2 separate regions of the Homo sapiens genome follow, and region 2 is linked to region 1. Evidence: read pairs that join two places in POLR2A ChIA-PET (ENCODE). Cell type or tissue: MCF 10A. All regions are shown on one strand. Links, peaks and the distances in the headings refer to the core of each region. The heading gives the core; the rest is flanking DNA.

What was found. ChIA-PET counts read pairs that join two places held together with the same protein. Peaks named below come from ENCODE experiments on the same cell type or tissue, not always from the same donor. Only the 100,000 strongest peaks of a DNase experiment are listed, where the experiment ranks them.
Region 2: POLR2A ChIA-PET joins it to region 1 with 5 read pairs; 2 of 35 experiments call an interaction of 5 or more read pairs at or near these places.

The regions. Positions count from the first base shown.
Region 1 is chr10:112,355,175-112,366,539 of GRCh38, forward strand. It overlaps the pseudogene GUCY2GP. Among named protein-coding and RNA genes, the nearest start is that of ACSL5, 13 kb to the right of the region's middle. In MCF 10A, for the core only: no CTCF peak of the experiment used is centred there; DNase peaks (open chromatin) are centred at 5,877, 6,907 and 7,857.
Region 2 is chr10:112,491,007-112,502,371 of GRCh38, forward strand. The region is part of intron 3 of VTI1A (vesicle transport through interaction with t-SNAREs 1A); the gene reads left to right. Among named protein-coding and RNA genes, the nearest start is that of VTI1A, 49 kb to the left of the region's middle. In MCF 10A, for the core only: no CTCF peak of the experiment used is centred there; no DNase peak of the experiment used is centred there.

The sequences.
Region 1 (11,365 bases), core at 3,248-8,247:
TATACGCCAAAGAAAAGCCTACTCAAACAATTGATAGTTTTCTATTTAAAACCAAGCATTTGTTTCTTCTTCTTCTTCTTTTATTTATTTATTTATTTATTTATTTATTTATTTTTTGAGACGGAGTCTTGCTGTGTCACCCAGGCTGGAGTGCAGTGGCACAATCTCGGCTCACTGCAAGCTCTGCCTCCGGGTTCACGCCATTCTCCTGCCTTAGCCTCCCGAGGAGCTGGGACTACAGGCATGCGCCACCATGCCCGGCTAATTTTTTTGTATTTTTTTTTAGTAGAGACGGGGTTTCACTGTGTTAGCCAGAATGGTCTCCATTTCCTGACCTCGTGATCCACCCTCCTTGGCCTCCCAAAGTGCTGGGATTACAGGCGTGAGCCACTGCGCCTGGCTGCATTTTTTTCTTCTTAATTTTCCTAAGCTTTGTAGCTTAGGAACATGAGAGTGAACTATAAGAGTCTATACACAATAGCATCAACTTCAGACAGTCAACAAGAGGAGGAAGAGGGTAGGTGAATAAACAATTATTGATTTGAAAGGCTTTCTGGCCATATGTGGTGGCTCACGCCTGTAATCCCAGCACTTTAGGAGGCCGAGACCAGTGGATCACCTGAGGTCAGGAGTTTGAGAGCAGCCCGGACAACATGATGAAACCCTGTCTCTATTAAAAATACAAAAATTAGCTGAGCATGGTGGGGCACTCCTGTAATCCCAGCTACTCGGGAGGCTGAGATGGAAGAATCGCTTAAACTTGGGAGGCAGAGGCTGCAGTGAGCCAAGATCATGCCACTGCACTCCAGCCTGGACAACAGAGCATTAAAAAAAAAAAGAAAGAAAGAAAGGCTTTCTTTAAAGAGAATGTTAACTCTTCTAATTACATAGACTAATTGCATCTCAAAAATGATATTCAAGATCTACACGGTTATTGTTATAATAATGTGATCCTTGTCAGGAGATTACTCAAATCTGTACCATCATCTTGAAGGCCACCCCTTCCAATGGAAACTTAAAGTTTCCAGAGGCTATATATACTCTACCTCAGCTGCTTCTGGGCATGCTGGTCCAAACAGGGCAGAAATCTGTTCGTTCTGGACCTGGTTGTTGAAAATAGCAAGAGACTCCTTGGTGCTGCAGGCTGAGTTGGTGTAAGTGGTGAAATTTCCAAGGTCCACTAGCTCTGAGTTGACCTTGTCCATGGCAATCTGGAGGCCTGCACCCAGCCTTTGCATGCTGAATGGATGGGAGATGTTCCAGGGGGTCTGGAAGCCTACGGTGAGTTTAGCAGCCTCAAGGCAAGTCACCAGCACACTGGCAAAGAGCATCAGAACTAGTGTTGGGTGCTCAGCATGACATTCAATCCCTGAACAGAGCCCAGACTCAATTGGGGCCTCAAGACATGGTTTGAGAGCCATGGATGGCATGTAACACCTGTGTCACTGCAGAACTGTGAGAGGCTCAGCCTCCTGATTACTCACGCCAGGAACTTACATGACAGTGTAGAGTTCCCCGAGGATCACAGCTTGCTTTCTATTCAGTGCCATTAATTAACCGAAACTCTCCCTTTTCTGAGTCTGTCTTAATACCATCTAGAAGCAGCAGCCTTGCAGAAGGAGGCCAAGGCAGCTAGTCAGCAGGGTCCTGGTGATTGATCCAGTGACATCCCTGACAAACTTCACATTCCTGGGCAAGTCACATGACCCCTCTGTCCCTCTCCACCGGTAAAATAAGAACCACAGAAATGACTCAAATGGAGTCAGATGGCCCGGGCTGGAATTCTGACTCCATCACACATTAGTTGAGTGACCTAGAACATATTACTTCCCCTTTCTATGCCTTAATCTCCTGCTCTGTAAAACAGGGATAAAACTGTAATAAGGTCTTCCGTGAAGTGATATGGTAAAGATTAAAAGAGATCATACAAGACTAGCCCTTGGCAAAATACCTGGGCAAAGAGAGCCAGTCCATCAGTATTAGATTTGACAATGGTGTTGATGATGATGATGATCCCAGTAATAGTGATAATAATTATCACTTCCTGATTCCATCTTCTAGGAAATTTTTATGAAATAAGTAAGCTTATGGCTATAAGGTTTACTGAAAGGTTGACACAGTCTGTATCCCTCACCCAGGCCTTTAGGGCGCTTGAGATTGGTTATTGATGCATGAAATACTAACCCTCCCTCTACACAGGTCAGGGCAAGGAGCTGGGGGCAGCTCTCAATTGTCTGAAATATCACAGGGATGACAGGACCCTTGAGAAGCCATTGCTACTGCCAAGTAAGATGGCCCAGCTATCAGCCAGGAAAATCCACATGAATATAAAGGGTTGAATTCCCACCTACTGTGGGCTTGCTTTCTGATTACTCTGGCAGGGAAGGGGCTGGCATCTCACGTTCATCTCAGTATTATGTGAGCACAGTCGACTCGCTATGAGTCTCAAGTCTTGATCTAAGGACCACCTACCTCAGTCTCTCCTGATGGTTAGAAATGAAGATTCCAGGGCTTCACTCCAGACCCTCTGAACCAGAATGTTTTGAGGTTGCTCTGGGAATCCATGTTTAACAGGTCCTCATATATCCCTAAGTACACTAAAGTATGAGAACCCCTGGCAGACTGAAGTGAGAAGAGGGAAAGAATAGCCAATAGCTATTCTCTACTTATCTTCCTTGAGGAGCAAGCCCCCAGGATGGAATTAAGGAGACTTAGCTTTGGCTATCTCAGAGGGCCATTTCTAAACCCATGGATTAGGGGAGTTGCTTTTCTCCAAACCAAATTCATCATAACTGCTTCTTCACTGACCTGCAGTTTCTCTGTCTCCTCTGCTAGGACGGCTTGGAGTCAATTTGCAAAATCATCTGAGTCCAAAAACTCACTGGAACCATAAGCAAAATCCCATGAATCATTTTTGGCTCAGATGCTTACATGATGTTGGACAAGTCAGTTAAATCTGTGCCTCAGTTTCCTGAAAGTCAAAATGAGCAGAGTAACACCCCTCCTGGAAGGATGCTATAAAGATACTGTGAGATTGCATGATTACTTAGAATGGTGCCTCACAATTATTAGGAATCAGTAAAGGAATTCTGTTAATAGATGTGTCATTGCACATGTCATGGTCTCAAAACTAGAACACTGGAAACAATATGTTATCTATGCACTTTTTGTTCCCTCCCCCACCTTCCATATGTATACTTTCTTTGATTTGTATTCCCACACTGGGTCATTTCTGATTCTTTGTGTTTACAGATTGTCTTTGTCCTGAGAATCTTTGAGCCAGGTGACTGTGTGTGTCTTTTTTGGATCCTAATATTCAGCACAGTATTAGGCCTCTAGACAAGCAAATTAATATTAATCATAACAAGTATAAGTATTTTGTATTCTTAAATGCTTACAAGTGAGCATGGTCAAAACCAGAAGAAAATACTGATGATGTTCAGTGTTGTTGGGAGTTTAAGAAACAGACATACACTGGCTGGTAGGAATGTTCATTAACAGCAGTTCTTCAATATGCACCAAACTTTAAGAATGTGTGCATATTGGACTCAAAACTCTAATTTGGGGGATTTATTACAAATAAATAAAATCATATGATCAGATTTAAACACAGTGTTATTTCTAACAGTCAAAATTTAGACACAAGCTTCATTGTCCAACAGAGAGACCAGGATAAATAACATGTAGTGAATTCATATGACTGAGTGGCATGCAATCACTAAAAATAATATTTTATATATGTAGAAATACATATAGATATATTATGTATATTTCTATATATATTATATATATATTTCTATATATTATTATATATATATTTCTATATATATATATATTCCTGGGGGCCCTGCTGAGTGATGACAGCAAATTTCTCTTCAGTTCGGGCTTACAGGTTCCTAATGGGAACATTCCTGAAGGTAGAGCACACCGTGTACTCACTATTCCAGAAATAAGAGCAAGTAAACGTGTCTGTGACCTGTCAGGGTGTGAACCGCAAACATAGATAAATATGTATCTATTTATCTATATAAATATGTATCTATATATATCTCTATACATATATATCTATATATAAATAGATATCTATCTATATATCTATATATAAATATATATATATTCTCTTAGAAAGATAGCCGCAGTGTATTGCTAACTGATGAAGCACATCATACAATAATATATATTAGTATTCCATTTTGTTTTTTTTTTCAAAAGGAAAGATTACATACAACAAACCACTAAAAGTGGCTCGCTCTGTGTCATAGGAATTAGGGGTGGTTTGTCCTTGCTTTGTTTATATTAATTTTCATTTTTTGTCTTAATCTCTTTGCAATAAGAAAGAAAAGTGAATATTTTAATTAAAAATAAACCCTACAGAATTGTACTTCTGAAGGATCAACACAGAAGGCTAAATTCATACTGCCTTAATCGCTCAGTTCAGGAGCACCCCACACTTACAGACACCTGGCTTACCTCCGTAGGCCCTAATTATTCTCTGCTGAGCTCAGCCCCTTCCATTTCTCCATTGCCCTCAGAGACAGAGATGCAGCGGTTCAGGTAATGGCCATTATGAGCTGGAAAAGCATTGCCATTGTTACTAGCCCAATTTGTGTGATGCCTTTGATTGGCTGGAATGGAAAGCCTGAGGTTAAAACCAGGTTGGGGGGCGGTGGGTGTTGTAAGGACTGTGGCTGCTGGAGGGGGCACACTGTCCTCTATTTTGCTCCCCAGCCCTCCTTCCTTCTAGGGGATTCTTAGGCCTAGAAGTTACCCTTATGATTAGGAGAGGCCATGCTATTTCATCGGATGGTGCTTTGGAACAGAAGTTGTCTGTGCGTGGCCAGCAGAGGTTCAAAGTGCAGCCCCCTCTGCCTGGGGTAACTCTTTAATTCCTTGCTACTTTGTCCCATCTCTGCTTCCTGAAGAGACTATTACCGAGGGAGGGTTCTTTCTGCCTGATTTGTGGCTTCCTCAATAGTGACCAGCCTAGTCTATAAACTAGATGCAAGGCCAGCTGTTCGGCGTCCTAGGTCAGATAAGATGAGCTGTATCCAGGATGGTGGGTTTTAGTAAAACCTCTAGCAACTTTCTAGCTCTCCTTCCTCCAGCTCCCTCTTTCTGCCTGCCTCCCTTCAATTTCTAAATCAGTGGCCTGATCAAGTTTAGGTGAAAAGTAAAGGTTTGGCATGTTTGGGCTCTACTTCTCCCCCAGGGAAAAGGTGAGAGGCAGAAAAAGGTGCTTGACCTAAGTGGAATGCAATGCGATGAGCCTGTGATCACACTGGGGGAGAGGCAAAGGGAGCACCTACCGGTGCATTCCTGGAAAAGGCTTCAGCAAGTCCGTAAGACTACCTGAGCGTCAGTTTCCTTATCTGTGAAATGGGAAAAAGGCAGAGGGCAGAGAGCTCTGACCTTACCAGCCTCCTGCCCTAAGATACTAGGCCTCTGGTGGATTCCTAACAAATGGAAGACAGTATTCCTGGGGGCCCTGCTGGGTGATGACAGCAAGGTTCTCTTCAGTTCGGGCTTACAGGTTCCTAACGGGGACATTCCTAAAGGTAGAGCACACCGCGTACTCACTATTCTAGAAATAAGAGCAAGTAAACATGGCTGTGACCTATCAGGGTGTGAACTGCAAACTTCCCCTTGTGTTCTCAGCTCTTACAAACAGCTATGGTGCCGGTTCTGAAGATGCAGCTTCTACTAAGCAAAAGTTTGAGGAGCCAGAGGAAAGCAGAGTTAAGATCAAACTGGAAGATCATGGCTCTTAGGGCTGCAACAAAACAAAATCCCCAGGATGCAAATCCTGTCAGTAATGATGCACACAGGCACCCACGACTCCTACAAAGCTGAGGATGAGGTGTGGCCTTGGCTGACTGACAAGAACGCTCTGGTCTTGTTTCTGAAAACGTTTGTGCCAAGAGAAGAAAATTCCTCCCTCCTGGAAGCCCTGCCTGTCTCCTCTGTGCTTCAGTCATCTGCTATTTATCCTGTGTGGCTGAAACAGACTTTCTCATACCTTTGTCCTAAAGGAATGAGTCTTTGACACCTGAACAAATTTGAGGCTTTAAGCAATACTTTAAACAACGAAGTGTTCTCCCAGATATCACTATAATCTCCGGGGTAGCAGGCTAGTCTGGCCTAAATGCCAGATTTCTGAATATTTATTTCACAGTCTCTGTTCCTACTATTTCGTAGTCTCTGCTCCTCCTCCTGCCCCCATTATGCCTTGGCATGAAGAGCAAAAACTTTCAGAGGTTGTGAGGAGGAGAAGCAACCACCTGCTCCAGGTACTCAGTATTCAAAGATACGGAATGACTAACAGTGATGCCATTAATTCCAAAGCCACTTTCCATAAAATTTTAGGTTTGCCAAGACACTTTTGCTGTCATAGTGTCCCAAACACTGAGCAAATAAAGAATGTGTCCTGGCCGGGAGCGGTGGCTCACGCCTGTAATCCCAGCACTTTGGGAAGCTGACGCAGGCAGATCACCTGAGGTCAGGAGTTTGAATCCAGCTTGGTCAACATGGTGAAACCACATCTCTACTAAAAACACAAAAATTAGCCAGGCATAGTGGCAGATGCCTGTAATCCCAGCTACTCAGGAGGCTGAGGCAGGAGAATCACTTGAAACCGGGAAGCAGAGGTTGCAGTGAGCAGAGATCATGCCAATGCACTCCAGCCTGGGCAACAGAGCAAGACTCCTCAAAAAAAAAAAAAAAAGAAAAAATATGTACTAATCCATCTTTCTCTGGTGATGACACACTCTTGACCCACAGAATGTTTCTCCATCTGTGTAAATTGGCGACCTTTGTGGCACTGGGCTTGGCATCTGGCAGCTTCTTTCTGGTGGATAGCCATACATCTAAAGTGAGACAGGATGTCCCTGACTCCTCCGCCCTCTCCAGTTTCTTGTCTGGAGAAACCAGGAGCCCTCCCACTTCCTGGCATTTCCTCTCTGCTCCTGGTAAAGGCTCTTGAGCCAAGCACGTGGTGTGTCTGTCCCCAGGCTGTGAGCCCAGGGAAAGAAAGCTTGCAAGGCAGAGGATAATATCCTTAAAGGCTTGAAAAGGAGGGAGGTGCTGACATCCCCCCAGAATACTGGTATTCCTATCTATGGCACAGGAACCCCGGCTTCTCCCACTACCTTCCTGTAGAAGGCAGTGTCGCAGAATGGCTGTAAGCACAGGTTTTGGAATGAGAAAAGCTGGCATGGACAAGTTATGTATTATCTGAACCCAATTTCCTCATTCGTAATTACTCTGACAACCTTTTGCAAGGATTAAATGAAGTAGTAAATGTAAAATACACAGCATAGTGCCTGGCATGTAACAATAGCCAGTAAGTGGTAGCAGTTTTATAATAAAGGTTTATTGCTCCAGGCAAAAGATCATAAAGTCTGTTGGATGGATTCTGTGTTGACCCTAAGGAACAAATTGCTGCTGCTGCAGAAACCAGAGGAACAGGTAAAAGATGTTGCTGGGACAGGTTTCTGAAGATGCCTGGATTTATAATTGCTAATATATACAGGCATATACATAGTTTTCAAGCATTACATGGGATGATGAAGCTCTGGCTGGTTTTTAGGGGGAAAAAAGTTCTCCCAGAACAATTACAACATGTTCATTGCTGCCACTGGGCAACACTACCTTTTGCTTATATTCTGTAGGCATTAAGTCAAAGGGCCTTTGGTTTCTTTGTCTTTTTTATTTTTTTTAGACTGAGTCTCACTCTGTCACCCAGGCTGGCGTGCAGTGGCGTGATCTTGGCTCACTGCAACCTCTGCCTTCCAGGTTCAAGCTATTCTCATGCCTCAGGCCAGGCTGGTCTCAAACTCCCGACCTCAAGTGACCCGCCAACCTTGGCCTCCTAAAATGCCGTGATTACTGGCGTGAGTCACCACGCCTGGCCAGGGCCTTTAGTTTCTAAATCAGCACTGTCCAAAAAAATAACACGAGTAACATATATTATTTAAAATTTTCTAGCACACACATTTAAAAAAGTAAAAATAGCAGTTAAGATTACTTATCAAGAGTATCCTAAATATTATAATTTCAACACATAATCAGTATTTTAAACATTGAGATTTTATGTTATTTTCTTTATACCACATCTGGAAAATTTGGTGTGTGTTTTATACTTAAACACCTCTCAATTTAGACTTGCCTCATTTCAACTGCTCAGTAGCCACGTGTAGTTAGTGGTTATAGTATTGAACAGTAAATTTTCACTCTGAGCCACCCTTTTAATCCCCTGGGAGATAGCGATGTTTCCTATGGGGTGTTGAAGGTTCTGGGAATTTCAACTTGACACCTCTCTCAGTGGCCTCAGTTCTGTCTATCTGATTCTTTAATGCTCTTTGGAAGCTCTTGCTGATAAAGGAACAAGCTGCCTACATCATGACACTGAGAATAATATTTATTCAGCATACTTAAAGCCTGAGATGGGGCCGGGCACGGTGTCTCACGCCCATAATCCCAGCACTTTGAGGGGCCGAGGCGGGCAGATCACCTGGTCAGGAGTTTGAGACTGGCCGGGCCAACATGGCGAAACCCCTTCCCTACTAAAAATACAAAAATTAGCCCGGTGTGGTGGCAGGTACCTGTAATCCCAGCTACTTGGGAGGCTCAGGTGGGAGAATCGCTTGGACCTGGAAGGCGGAAGTTGCGGTGAGCTGAGATCACACCACTGTACTCCTGCCTGGGCAACAGGGCGAGGCTCCACCTCAGGGGGATAAAAAAAAAAAAAAGGCTGAGATGGGGCTGTTCACGAGCACATCCCGAGGGTTGAGGGTGATCAGTGTCTACTGGCCCTTCCATGTGTCATGTGTCATGCCCCACCCATTGGAAAGCTCAAATCTAAGGCTGAAAGGCAATTTGCTTTGGGTGTGTGGTTCAAGAAAGGGGAGGGGTGCCTGGGGTTGGGGGAGCTTTTTATTGTAATCTGGGCAAACAACATTCTTGTCAGCCAAGTGCTCACACTTGGGTAACACTTTCTTCCCACGAAGAGTAAGCACGTGTTCTCAAGAGCATGCATGCCCAAGCAATTGATATCAGCAGCTACAGTTAAGAGAAAGAGTTGCTGCCATCGCTGAGCTGTGGGGTCAGCTTCTTCCTCATACCCTGTGATGTTCCCATGGTGCAGGGTTCACTACAGGGCCCAGAATGGAGCTGTGAGCCCTTGCCGCATAGCAGACGGCTAAGAAGAAAGAGCTAGGGGGTCGCACAGCTGGGACCCGTGGAGCATTGGCCCCTCCAGTGAAGTGAAGCAAGGCTCTGAGTTGGTAATGGGCTCTGCAGCAGGCAGGATGTCCAGGCTGCTAGGGACCCCTTCTCGAGGGGGCCGGACCCTTGGCATCCGGTCCACATGTCTGGTATTGGGTCTGGCTTCCTGTAGGGCAATGGGTCTTAGTTTTCTTTGAGAGACCAGTAAAAATTCTGAAAAGAAACGCATATATAAACACACCAGTTTGCTAGGGGGTCTTGGAACGGATGGTACGCAGTCACAGATATGTGCTTGGGCTCTAGACTCAAGACCACCTAAGCTCAAAATCTGACTCTGAGACTCAGCCAACTGTTAGCTGTGTACCTTGGAGGTTTAATTAGGCTACCCCCTAGCTCTTTCTTCTTAGCCGTCTGCTATGCAGCAAGGGCTCACAGCTCCATTCCGGGCCCTGTAGTGAACCCTGCACCATGGGAACTTCATGGGGCATGAGGAAGAAGCTGACCCCACAGCTCAGCGATGGCAGCAACTCTTTCTCTTAACTGTGTTACTTGGCCTCTCTTAGATTTTCCTCTCCTTCTAAATAGCAATAAAAACTTCCATAGGGCTGCTGTGTGATTAAATGCGATAGTACTTAAATGTAGTGTTGCCACCACGCGGTAGGAGCTCAGTGATGTTCGCCATCATGAAGGCCTTCAGAGAGGATCTGGCATGAAAAACTTGAATCACTGCCCTGTAAGTTGTACTTTGAGTGTCATTAGCCTTTTGAAATATCAGATAACCAGGGAAAGGGCGAACATGAATTTCTGTGGCTGATTATGACACCCTGGTTATGAGTTAAGGGACTTCGCTCCTTCCTTCTCATATCTCAGTACACAGATAAACTTCAGAGTCAACTCTGCCATGTGGGAAGCTAAAGGTCAGTGCAACACAGCTCTGTTTTTGCCCACTGCATGCCATCACAACCTCTGCCCTGCTATTCAGCTAACTCCAGGAAGGGACATCTCCCCTCTTTCTTTGTGATCCATCATTGTGAAGTTAACAAGAATAGATCCAGCCCATAGCTCTAGGTCTTTGCTTCTCTTGCCTGTTGAGTCATGTTGTTTGACTTGAAAAGGCTTGACGTAGAGGTCAAAACAGCCTAAGATCCTTCCTAAATAAGTGTTTCGCGTGCTTCACATGTCCCAGCTACTGCAGACATCATGAGCTTTCCCTTTTCTCTCTGGTCCTCACATTTCTTCTTTGCCCTCACCAAAAATGCTTATGGTAAGCATTATTTTGTGACTGTTCCATCATCTTAATCCAGTGAAATATTCTAAAACAAAAGATCTAGAGGTTTAAGATGAATCTTCTAGATTCTGAGGTCAGAGGTTATATTAAAAGGAGAAATCTGGGGCCGGGCATGGTGGCTCACATCTGTAATCCCAGCACTTTGGGAGGCCGAGGCGTGTGGATCACTTGAGGTCAGGAGTTCAAGACCAGCCTGGCCAACGTGGTGAAACCCTGTCTCTACTAAAAATACAACAACAAAACAAAATTAGCTGGGTGTGATGGCAGGTGCCTGTAATCCCAGCTACTCGAGAGGCTGAGGCAGGAGAATTGCTTGAACCCAGGAAGCAGAGGTTGCAGTGAGCCAAGATTGTGCCACTGTACGCCAGCCTGGGCAACAGAGCGAGACCCTGTCTCAAAAAAAAGGACTTCATTAGGTTCAGTGGTCTCTGGAATCTGGACATATTCACTAAGACCTTTAAGTAACATTTGGTTGCTCTGCCTGACTCGTCTCAACCTGCTGTGAAATCTGCTTTGCAACCAGCTGTGCTTCCTAAAGAAAGGCAGATTTTCAGAGACAAGCTGCAAATCACTTGGCTTTGCAAAATCGCCTGAAATTATTAAAAAATAACACTTGGCCCCACCACCGTCATCACTCTGTTACCAAGCTATAGGATCTTGGGAAGGGATGTCATTTCTCTGAGCTTCTATTTTTCTTGTCTGTACAAATCATAACTACCTTCCAAGTGTATTGTGAGGGTCAAATGAAGTGTTTGTCACAGGACCTGGCTCCCAGCAGCCACTGGAAGTTTGGATGTTGAAAGTATTGTTCCCACTCAGACCTCACAGGTTTGCTAAGAGGCAAACTAGAAGCAT
Region 2 (11,365 bases), core at 2,025-7,024, 130 kb after region 1:
GTGCTCTTTGACATACCACCTTTCCCCAGTATAAAGTGGAATGTGAGATCTGATCTTTTTATATTTTCCTTGGTTTATTTCATGACAAGAGTAGAACATTCGATGTATGGCACCAAACTCAGGAGAAGTTGTAGGCAGGAGACTTACATCAAAATCCTAGAGGGAAAAAATGTACTCTAAAAAAAGGACATATTTCAGTACCAGTTGATTAAATTAAACATTCTATTTTGAGAGGAGATGATAGAGCATTTTTGTTTTAACAATCCTTGGAAAAGTGTAATGGAAATAAGCATAGACAGCAGGAGTCAGGGGACCTGACTAATCTCAGTGAAGTTACTTTCTAGCTGAGTCATGTAAGGCCAGTTACTTTCTCTCTCTGGACCTCAGTTTCCTTATCTGTAAGATGAAGAGATTGTATCAAGTGGTTCTAAAGGTCATTTTCAGCTCTGAGATGTGATTCTTTTTAAGACTGAAGATCAGCACTGTTCAATAGAAGTGTTATGGCAGCCACATATGTAACTTTAAGTTTTCTAGTAACCACATCAAAAAATGCAGAACAAAAGAGGCGAAATTGATTTTAGTAATATATTTTCTTTAATCTAATAGCTCCAAACAAAATATTACCGTTTCAAAATGTAATAAATATTAAAAATTTTAATGAGATATTTTACATTCTTTTTTTCTTGTCTTCAGAGTCCAATATATGTTTTACACCTACAGTAGATTTCAGTTCTGACTATCCATATTTCAAGGGCTCAGTCATCACATGTGGATGGTAACTACTGCACCACATTATACAGCAGCTCTAGGTGCTACAATGCAACTATGCCAAACCACTTTTCCAGGAGCCTGTTGGGCATAAAAATAAAGGTTCCTAAGCCTCCGCCTCTTCCCTCAGCCAGTGGTTCTCAATTTTGGCAGCACATTAGAATCACCTGCAGAGCTTTAGAAACTACTGATGCCTGGATCCCCTGCCAGAGATTTTAGTTTAGTTGGTCTAGGTGTAGCCAGGACCCAGGGATTGTTTTAAAAAGCTCCCCAGGTGATTCCAATGTTCGATCAAGGTTGGGCACTGCCTCCCTAGACATAATGTTCTTAAAAGGCAGCTGTGTCTTATTCCACAGACTTCCCATTGCTAACGAAGATTCTGTCGTCTCCAATCTCCCCTTTTCCACCCCACTTTCTTGTCAATAAGGGGTATATAGAATCTTTAGATCAGTCCCAAAATGTTGTCACTCAGTAAACCATAAACTGAGGGACTAATAGATATTTGTGGACACTCTGAAGTGTTTTCAGAAAAATAACAACAAGAAACATCATATAAGGTACAAGGGGAGCCTTTGATATTAGCCCTAAGGGTCTTTTACACTCAGAAATTCTGCGCGGTATATCATTGCAATTGCCGCAGTCAGTAGTACTGTTTTGATATTATAACAGATTTATTTGTTAGATAAAAGCTATTTCTCCTATAGACCAGCTACTTCTTATAAAAAAACAAATTGGCCAGGCACAGTGACTCATGCCTGTAATCCCAACTTTGGGAGACCCAGGCAGGCAGATCATGAGGTCAAGAGATTGAGACCATCCTGGCCAACATGGTGAGACCCTGTCTCTACAAAAAAATACAAAAATTAGCTGGGCATGGTGGAGAATGCCTGTAATCCCAGTTACTTGGGAGGCTGAGCTAGGAGAATCGCTTGAACCTGGGAGGCAAAGGTTGTAGTGAGCCAAGACCACGCCACTGCACTCCAGCCTGGCAACAGTCTCAAAAAAAAAAAAAGCAAAAAAAAAATTGATTGAGTTATAATTCACATAGCATAACATTTTCCATTATAAATATACAATTCAGTGATTTTTTTAGGATATTTATACAGTTGTTCAAACATAACCGTAATCGAGTTTTATGACACTTCTTAGAGGCTCCCTCACGATCATGTGCAGTCCGTCCTCATTCGTACTCCCATTCCATGTGACCACTGACCTGCTTTCCTGCTTCCTCTTTCCATAGTTTTGCCTTTTCTAGAAATTTTATATTAATTTGTTGAATAGAATCTGGATAAATCAATATGGGAGAAATTGCTATCTTAAAAATACTACATCTTCCAATCCATTTAGTTAGATTTTCTTTAATTTCTTTTAGCAATGTTTTGTAGTTTTCAGTATACAGGTCTTGTACCTCTTTTGTGAAATTTATTTCTAAATATTTTCTCTTTAATTGTGTCGTGAATTATGTTTTTTCTTTCCTTTTTCATTTTTTCATTGTTAGTACATGGAAATACAATTGATTTTTGTATATTCATCTTGTATCCTGCAACCTTGCTGAACCCTTTTAATATTTCAAGTAGTTTTCTTTGTTGATTCTTCTGGATTTTCTACATAAAATATCATGTCATCTGTGAATAAAGACAATTTTACTTCTTTCCAATGTGTATACCTTTAATTTTAAAATTTTCTTTATTTTTTATTTTTCCCTTTTTCCACTGGCTACACACTGATATAATACTGAATAAGAATGCTAAGAATGGATTTCTTTGCTTTCATCCAATTTTAGGGGGAAGTATTCTGATTTTCACTATTAGAATGATGTTAGCTACAGGTATTTTGTAAATGCCCTTTATCTGGTTGAGGAATTTCCCTTTTATTCTGAGTTTGTTTTGAGTCTATATTATAAATAGGTGTTGGATTTCATCAAATTCTATTTCATTCTGTTGAGATGGTCATGTTGTTTTTGCCCTTTATTGTGTTAATATATATTGCATTAATTGATTTTTAGATGTAAAACCAGCCTCGTATTCGTAGGATAAATTTTACTTTGTAATAGTGTATAACCCTCCTTATATGTTGCTGTTTGGTTTACTTATATTGTGTTAAGGATTTTTACATCTCTGTTTACCAGGGATACTGGTCTGGAGTTTTCCTGTCGTATCTTTATCTGACATTTGCATCACGGTAATGCTAGTCTCATAGAACAAGTTAGGAAGTGTTTCTTCCTCTGTTTTCTAAATGATGATTTTGTGTAGGGTTGTTTATTTCTTCCTTAAATGTTTGATAGAAAATTCATCAGTGAAGCCACTTGAGTCTGAGCTTTCTGTGTGAAAAGATTGTTTTACTAATTTAATTTTGTTACTTCTTATATTCTATTATCTTTTGAGTCTATTTTTATAATTTATAGATTTCTAGCAATTTGTGCCCTTCATCTAAGTTCTCTGATTTATTGACAATAAATTCTTCATAATATTTGTTTATAATCTTTTTTATTTCTGTAGTGTCTGTAACAAATGTCTCCTCTTCTGTTCATGGTTTTGTAATTTTTGTGTCTTAAAAACAACTTTTGGTTTCTTTTATTTTATTATTTATCTGTTTTCTGTTTTGTTGATTTTGACTCTGATTTTTATTTCCTTTTTCTACCTACTCCAGGTTTCATTTGCTCTTCTTTTTCTAGCTTCTTTTCTAGAAGTGAGATTGATTTTAGACTTCCCTTCCCCTGCCCTCCTTTCCTCTTCCTTTCCTCCTTCTTTCCTCCTCCTTTCCTCGCTCCGTTGCCAAGGCTGGAATGCAGTGGCGCCATCTCAGCTCACTGCAACCTCCGCCTCCCAGGTTCAAGTGATTCTCCTGCCTCAGCCTCCCGAGTAGCTGGGATTACAGGTGCATGCCACAACACCCAGCTAATTTTTGTATTTTTAATAGAGACAGTGTTTCACCATGTTGGCCAGGACAGGATGGTCTTGAACTCCTGAACTCAAGTGATACACCTGCCTCAGCCTCCCAAGGTGCTGGGATTACAGGCATGAGCCACCGCACCCAGCCAGATCTTTCTTTCTTTCTTAAGACAAGTGTTTAAAGCTCTAAATTTTCCCCTACCAGCTAGCTGCTTTTAAAATTTAAACCTGTGGACATTTTCTATATTATTACCCAGATTAATGTTAATATTGGGCTATAATAAAATTTGAAAACAGGCTTGGGAAGCTAAGAATCGGAGCTTTTTTTCAGTAGTAACTCAAATGCTTTTAAGGTCTCAGTAATTGTTTAAGGTATATGAATGCAAAAACTGATGGAAATGTGTCTTTTTTGATTCATTGAAGAGGCCTGAATGTTTTACCACAGTATTTTTACTTTAGAAAAATTAGGTCAATAATAGGAATCACATGCCAATGGTCCGTTTCATTGATGGGAAGAATTCAGTAATGGTCTTTTTTTTTTTTTTTTTTTTTTTTAGTTAAAAAAAAATTTTCTCCATAAATTTTTATTTGAAAGCTTTCAAGCATATAGAAAAGTGAGAAGAAGTGTACAATTGCCCAGGTACCTGTACCTAAATTCAATAACTGCTAATGCTTTTTCCTCGTTTGCTTTCTCTCTAGGAGAGGGATTCTTTAATTCAATCTGTGAATGTTTCTCAAGAAGGAATTAAGGATAAAGTCCCAAGTTTCTATCTTGAATGACTAGGTGTTTCAAGAGATGGCACTACCTAATTAAGTTGGGAGAGACTAGGGGTGGGGCAAGTTGGTTTTATTTTGGTAGGGGAATAGTTGTTGTAGAATCAGTAATTCACTTTACGTGTTTTAAATTTGAGATACTTCAGATACATCCCAGTGGAGAAATTAAATAGCCAGTTTGAGTTCAGAAGAGAGTTAAATATCAAGTTTGATTTCAGAGGAGAAACTGAGTTAAACCAATTTTGACGTCAGCATATAGATATTATTTAAAGTTTCAGAAATAAATGAGGATACTTAGGGAGAGAAGAGAGTTCTCGACCAAGCTCGCAGGAATTGTATTTAGAGTTCAAGTAGAATTTAGAATTGTATTTAGAATTGTATTTAGAGTTCAATTCAATGACTTGAATTGAATTATGAAAAAAGCTTCTAATCAGGAAGATCATTTCTACAGAAGAGACTATTTCAAAAAAGAGGGCATTTTAACCAAGTTGAATGCTATTGAGAAGCTGAGTGAAATGAAGACATAAAAAAGTATCTATTAGATTGTCAGCATGATGGTCACCGTTAACCTTGACAAGAACCTGTAGGTTGAGTGGTAGGACCTAAGATTCAGCAAATCCCTTTAAAGCCTGACTTGGCCAGGTGCGATGGCTCACGCCTGTAATCCCAGCACTTTGGGAGGCCAGGCCTAAGTGGGAGGATCACTTGAGCCAAGAATTCAAGACCAGCATAGGCAAATGGGGAGACCCCCCCCCCCCCCCCGCCGTCTCTAAACAAAATAAAAATAAGTAAAGCCTGACATGATCATTTCTAACCATAGTTGTTGAAGTATTTACATATGAAGGTTGGGCCAGGTGCAGTGGCTCATGCCTGTAATCCCAGCACTTTGGGAGGCTGAGGCAGGCAGATCACTTGAGGTCAGGAGTTCAAGACCAGCCTGGCCAACATGGTGAAACTCTATCTCTACTAAAAATATGAAAAATTAGCCAGGCGTGGTGATGCGCACCTGTAGTCCCAGCTTCTCGGGAGGCTGAGACAGGAGAATCGCTTGAACCTGGGAGGCAGAGGTTGCAGTGAACCGAGATCGGGCCACTGCACTCCTGCCTGGGCAACAGAGCAAGACTCCATCTCAAAAAAAAAAAATTATACATGAAGATTATTTAAGGCAAAATTATTGCTTTATTAAACAAATTCAGTTTTAGGTTCATTTCACTTAAGCAGATATTTATCAGTAACTCATTCAAATACTCTTGATAATGTAGATGGTGACAATGGGCACTGCAATTTTTCAGTCAGTGTGAACCTGATATGCTGCTGACAAAGGACTGTTTCAGCTAAGAACACAAGTTTACTCTGAATGTATATGTGATCACAACCACTTAAAAGTATTTTTCAGCAGAGTTTTTTTTATACCTCTTTTCTTTCTAACCAATACAACTGCCAGTTGTACCAATGTTTAAAGTAAGTTGCCTTAAAAATAAAAAATAAACAAGCTAGCTATTCTTTCTTTGGCAATAGGGGGTAGAGGTAATGATGATAAAAGAAGGGAAACATATGAGGACATGTGACTAGATTGATTATTATAAAGTGATTTAGAGCTGGGTGCGGTGGCTTATGCCTGTAATCTCAGCACTTTGGGAGGCCGAGGCAGGCGGATCACCTGAGGCTAGGAGTTCAAGACCAGCTCGGCCAAAATGGTGAAACCTCATGTTTAATAAAATTACAAAAGTTAGCTGGGCGTGGTGGCAAGCACCTGTAATCCCAGGTACTCGGGAGGCTGAGGCAGGCGAATCACTTGAACCCAGGAGGTGGAGGTTGCAGTGAGCTGAGATCGTGCTACTGCACTCCAGCCTGGGTGACAGAGCTAGACTCCGTCTCAAAAAAAAAAAAATAATAATAATAAATAAAGTGATACAACTTTAGAAGCTTTGCCTGGTTTTAAGTTCTTGCTCTGATACTTATTTTCTTTCTGAACTTGGGCAAATTATTTAATGTCTGTGCTTCAGTTTTCCTATCTGTAAAATGGAAATAATGTCTGCCTCAAAGGATTATTGTGAAGAGTAAATTAACATACACACACACGTACTCACAGCTCTTAGAATAATGCCTGATCCATAGTAAGCTCAAAAGATATATTAGCTATTATTTTTGTCTGACACAAATTAGGTTTGTTTTTAACTAACTTGCTGAATTTCAGAGTAAAATATAATCTAAATTAGGCCAAACTTTCCAAGAGAGATGGTTCCTTTGGCTTGAGACTTTCCTCAGTTGTAAACCCACAAACCACACTTGGTTACTCAGTGTATTGAGTGACACCATTTAATTACTGATTCACCTTACTTTACCGTTATTGTATTATATTTTCCAGCTCTAGAAAACAGACCTGGATGAATATGTAAATAGGTTAAAGTTTATCTCTCATGTACAGTCTCACATAAACTAGTGCCAGTTTTACTTACGGGAAAGAATGAAAGATATTTGATTAACTTCTTCTAAAAGTTATAGTTCTTAAAATAAGAAATCATGCTGTTATTTTCAGCTGACTCCCCACTGTTTATATTAAATGGCATGAAATATTATAATAGATTACCCCTAAATAATTTTCATTATGATTCAGAATATTTGATGTTCTTTGGTATGACCTTTCTCCACTGGATTATGTCCTACATATAAATGCTTTCTCTCCAAGCATTCAGAATGCACTTGAGTTCTTATTTAAAACAAGTCTCTGTCAGCAGCCAGCCAGGTTTATACTGACTGAAGAATTGGTCTTTCTATTTTATTAGACCATAATCTGCATTTTCCTCATCCATAAGGGGATAAGGTTAAGTTATTCTTAAAGAGTCTCATAATTCTGAAGTGCTATTATTCTATGATTTATAAAATGTTAATATATATTTATACTTTATTCTGTGACAGCATTAAAGTTGGTTTATTTTGTTTGAAGTTGGATACTTTTCCTCTTACTTGATTTATCCACAGATTCCAAACACATGGTAAACTAATCTCCTCATCGCCGCCACCACCACCAAATGAGCTCAATGGGATTTCCTTACTTCTTAGAGTTCCTAGATACTTCTGTAAAATCTTCTTTCTTAAAAAAAAAATTTATAAAATGTGCTGTGACTATTTAGAGGAACAAAATGACCATAATTTGCAAATATATTTAAACTAGACAGAAAAGAAAAAAATAAAGATTGTGGGATACATTCATTGTAACTATTGATTTGCTATTTTTGAGTTTACTCATATGGGGCTCAAATGAAATAAAGATTGAGTGGACGCAGTTAGAGTTTTGACCACCATTTTTTTTTTGTTTGTTTGTTTATGTGACTTCCAAGGGTTATCATATTTAGATGAACAATTTTCTTAGAAATGCTGTTGCTTCAAGTGGTAGGTGCTCTATTCAGGTAGCCTGTCACTTTAATAAATGTCTTCCCTCCTAAGTGTCTCTACCTAAATTATTCTATTTTCACCACTGGGACTGAAATGTTTTCCAGTAGAGTTTTATCTAAACAGAAAGGGGGCGGGAGGGTTGGTACCATCAATCATTCATCTGCTAGATGTCAGCAAAGGCTTAAATGAAGAAATAACCAGGCTTTGGGAAAAGTTGCCTTATCTAGTCTGTATCCTGTACAAATATTTCAACATTAGGTAAGGGGAGATATGGCATTTAATAAGTATATATAAGGAAAAATTAGAGTATTTAACTTCTTTTTACATTGTATTGCTTGCAATACTATGATAGATATCATACCTCTGAAACTTTTTTGCTAAAGTCACACGTGACCCCTGTTTCTGAGGTCTTTCTCCAGCTTTTATCTTACTTGTCATCTATGTAGAACTTGATTCCCTCCCTCCTTCTTGAAACTAGCTTCCTTGATTCCATACTCTCTTGGTCTCTCCCTGGGTCTCTGTTCTGAATCTCCATTGGATTCTCTTTTTCTGCTTTCATCTTAATGTTTGCATTTTCATGTCATTGTTGTTTTGACTTGTCATCTCTTTATTTTCTCTGGTTAATTTTATGTATGCCCATGGCTTTCACCAATGTCTATAGATTAACGACTTCAAAATTATATCTCTAGCCTAGACTTTCACATTGCATTCTCCACCATTTTTTCAATTGTCCATTTCACATGTCCCAGTCCTACAGACATTAAACTACAGTCTTCCAACTTGAATTCATTAAACTTATTATCTTTTCTCCAAAACCTGTTCTTCTTCCTGCATTTCTTCTTCCCGCATTTATTATGCTGGTTAACGCATATGTTGGTTATTCTAATTAATGTGCCATCTACACAGTTACCCATATGAGAAACCTTGAAGACATTTCATACTTGTTTCTTTGCCTTACCCTCACCCCCACTACGTCTCATGGATTCCACCTCTAGAATATCTCTCCCTCCATCTTCACTGTTGCTCTCTAAATGAGGGCCACATGGTCACTCTCTTGACATGTCACTCTCTTGTTCTCTTGACGTTTAGGAACCAGCCTGAGACTTCTGTCTTCAGTCAAGTCCTCCTGTCTGTTTTCCACTTTGAGTTGAGAGGAAACTCCTGAAAAACGTAAAGCTGACTATATCAAATTATTGTTTTCATGACTTTACAGTACCTATAGGAGTTCATAAAGCCTCAGTCTACCAGTTAAATCTAGCTAAAAGACATGATATCCTTGGCCTTTTCAGTGTTTTTCATACATTGAAATTGGTTGCCAAGGCCGGGTGTGGTGACTCATGCCTGTAATCCCAGCACTTTGGGAGGCCAAGGTGGGCGGATCATGAGGTCAAGAGATCAAGACCATCCTAGCCAACATGGTGAGATCCCGTCTCTACTACAAATACAAAAATTAGCTGGGTGTGGAGGCTCGCGCCTGAAGTCACAGCAAGTCGGGAGGCTGAGGCAGGAGAATTGCTTGAACCCAGGAGGCAGAGGTTGCAGTCAGCCGAGATCGCACCACGGCACTCACTCCAGCCTGGCGACAGACTCCATCTCAAAAAAAGAAAAAAAAGAAAAGAAAAGAAAAAAAAAAGAAAATTGTTGCCAACATTAAAATATTGAGAGATATCACATGCATTCAAATTTCAGGTTTCTACAGAAATTCTGAGAGATCTGGAAAATTTGGAAATAGCTAAAGCTAAGTGGCTTTCCACTGGGAGGAACATATTTTGTCTGGGTCCCCACTGTCACCTGCCATTTCACCCACTTTTATTATTGGCCTCCCTCCTGTAGGCATCTGAGTTTGCTTCTCCTAGATCAATGTTGGACTCTTGATTATACCTTTTAAGGCCTCCTATGATGGACCTTTCCTTTCTACCTACCGTTTTCTCTTACAATTCTTTTCCTTTCACCCTTTGCCCATACATGCTAAAGCTCCACCGTTTAGAGTTGTGCCTCACATTTTAGGCCTCAGTTATTTTATACATGCTATGTCCTTATCCTGGAATGTTTCTCCTTTCCTTGTCTGCTTGACAAACTACTTAGCATGTAAGCCCCAGGTCAGGCTTCTTCTTTGTAAAGCTGTTCTTGACCTGATTCAACCAAGTTAGTTCCTTCCTTTATTTGACTGTATCAAAATAAACCTCCATTTTCTAGTATGTCAAGTTTACACTTACTGCAATTATTTGTCTTCATGCCTGCCTTTCCTGGTATCATCGAGGAGCTCACAGTTCAGGAACCTGTTTCATTACTAACACAATGTCTGGCATACACAGCTGCTCAATACATTGTTGTTAAATGAAGAAACAGATGGATGAATATAGAACCCTATATCTGTAGTCTTATTTAGATTTGTTATCTTTTTTGGTTTGAGTACAAGATGGTCAATAAAACTTCATGGCTTTATTAAATAATAAAATTTTCTCCCCAAAACTAGTGGTAATCCTTATTTTATGTCATCATAACATTTTCAGTTTTATAAGTGAAATTCCAATATTTCTGGTCTTTCATGGTAAGCTATTTTAGTAAATTTAAATCTTTCTGTTCTCTCTTAAGGTAAATTCTTTGTTAAAATTCTTAAAAGATATTTACAAAAAAATGAACAAAAAGAAAGAAATGAAAGAAGTAAGAAAGTAGATATTCTAAAATTCCACTTCTGATCAACATTTTACCTACTTTGATTTTTAAGAATGCTATATTAATAGTCATACTTTAAAAGGACTCTGTGTAATTTAGCTACTAATTGGAAGTAAAAACCTTTTTGCTACTCCCTCCCCAACCCCCCACCCCCACCTCCCGCCCTCAGAAATCTAAAACTTTTACACTAAAATTTTCATGTTTGCTTTTAAATTGAATAGTCAGATTGTTTTTGTTTGTTGGGGATAATTGAGCAACTTATTTTCTAAAATAATGCCTGAAATTAAAATGTAGCTCTTTCTTAAAAGGGATAATGCATGAGTTTATAACAGCACAGTTTGTATGTGGGAACTTTTAAAGTTGACATTTACTTCAATTTCTATGATCTCAGGCCCTCGAGTTTCCACAATATTATATCCTCCGTGCTGTTTTACCAATAAACATAAAGTGGTTAGTTAGCCTTAAAGTTAAGTAGCAAAATATCTCTCTGCCCATGTTCCCTAGAATCCTTACTTTTTTTTTTTTTTTTTTTTGGAGACAGGGTCTTGTTCTATTACCCAGGCTCTAGTGCAGTGGCATGGTCACGGCTCACTGCAGCCTCGACCTCCTGGACTCAAGCAATCCTCCCACCTCGGCATTTTGAGTAGCTGGGACCACAGGTGCATGCCACCACACCCAGCTAATTTTTTTTTCTAATTTTTTGTAGAGACGGGGTTTTACCATGTTGCCTGGGCTGGTCTCCAACTCCTAAGCCCAGGCAAATCCTCCCACTTTGTCCTCCCAAAGTGTTGAGATTACAGGCGTGAACTACTACGCCCAGCTTCTTACTCATTTTAAATCTACTATAATTTTTTAACTTA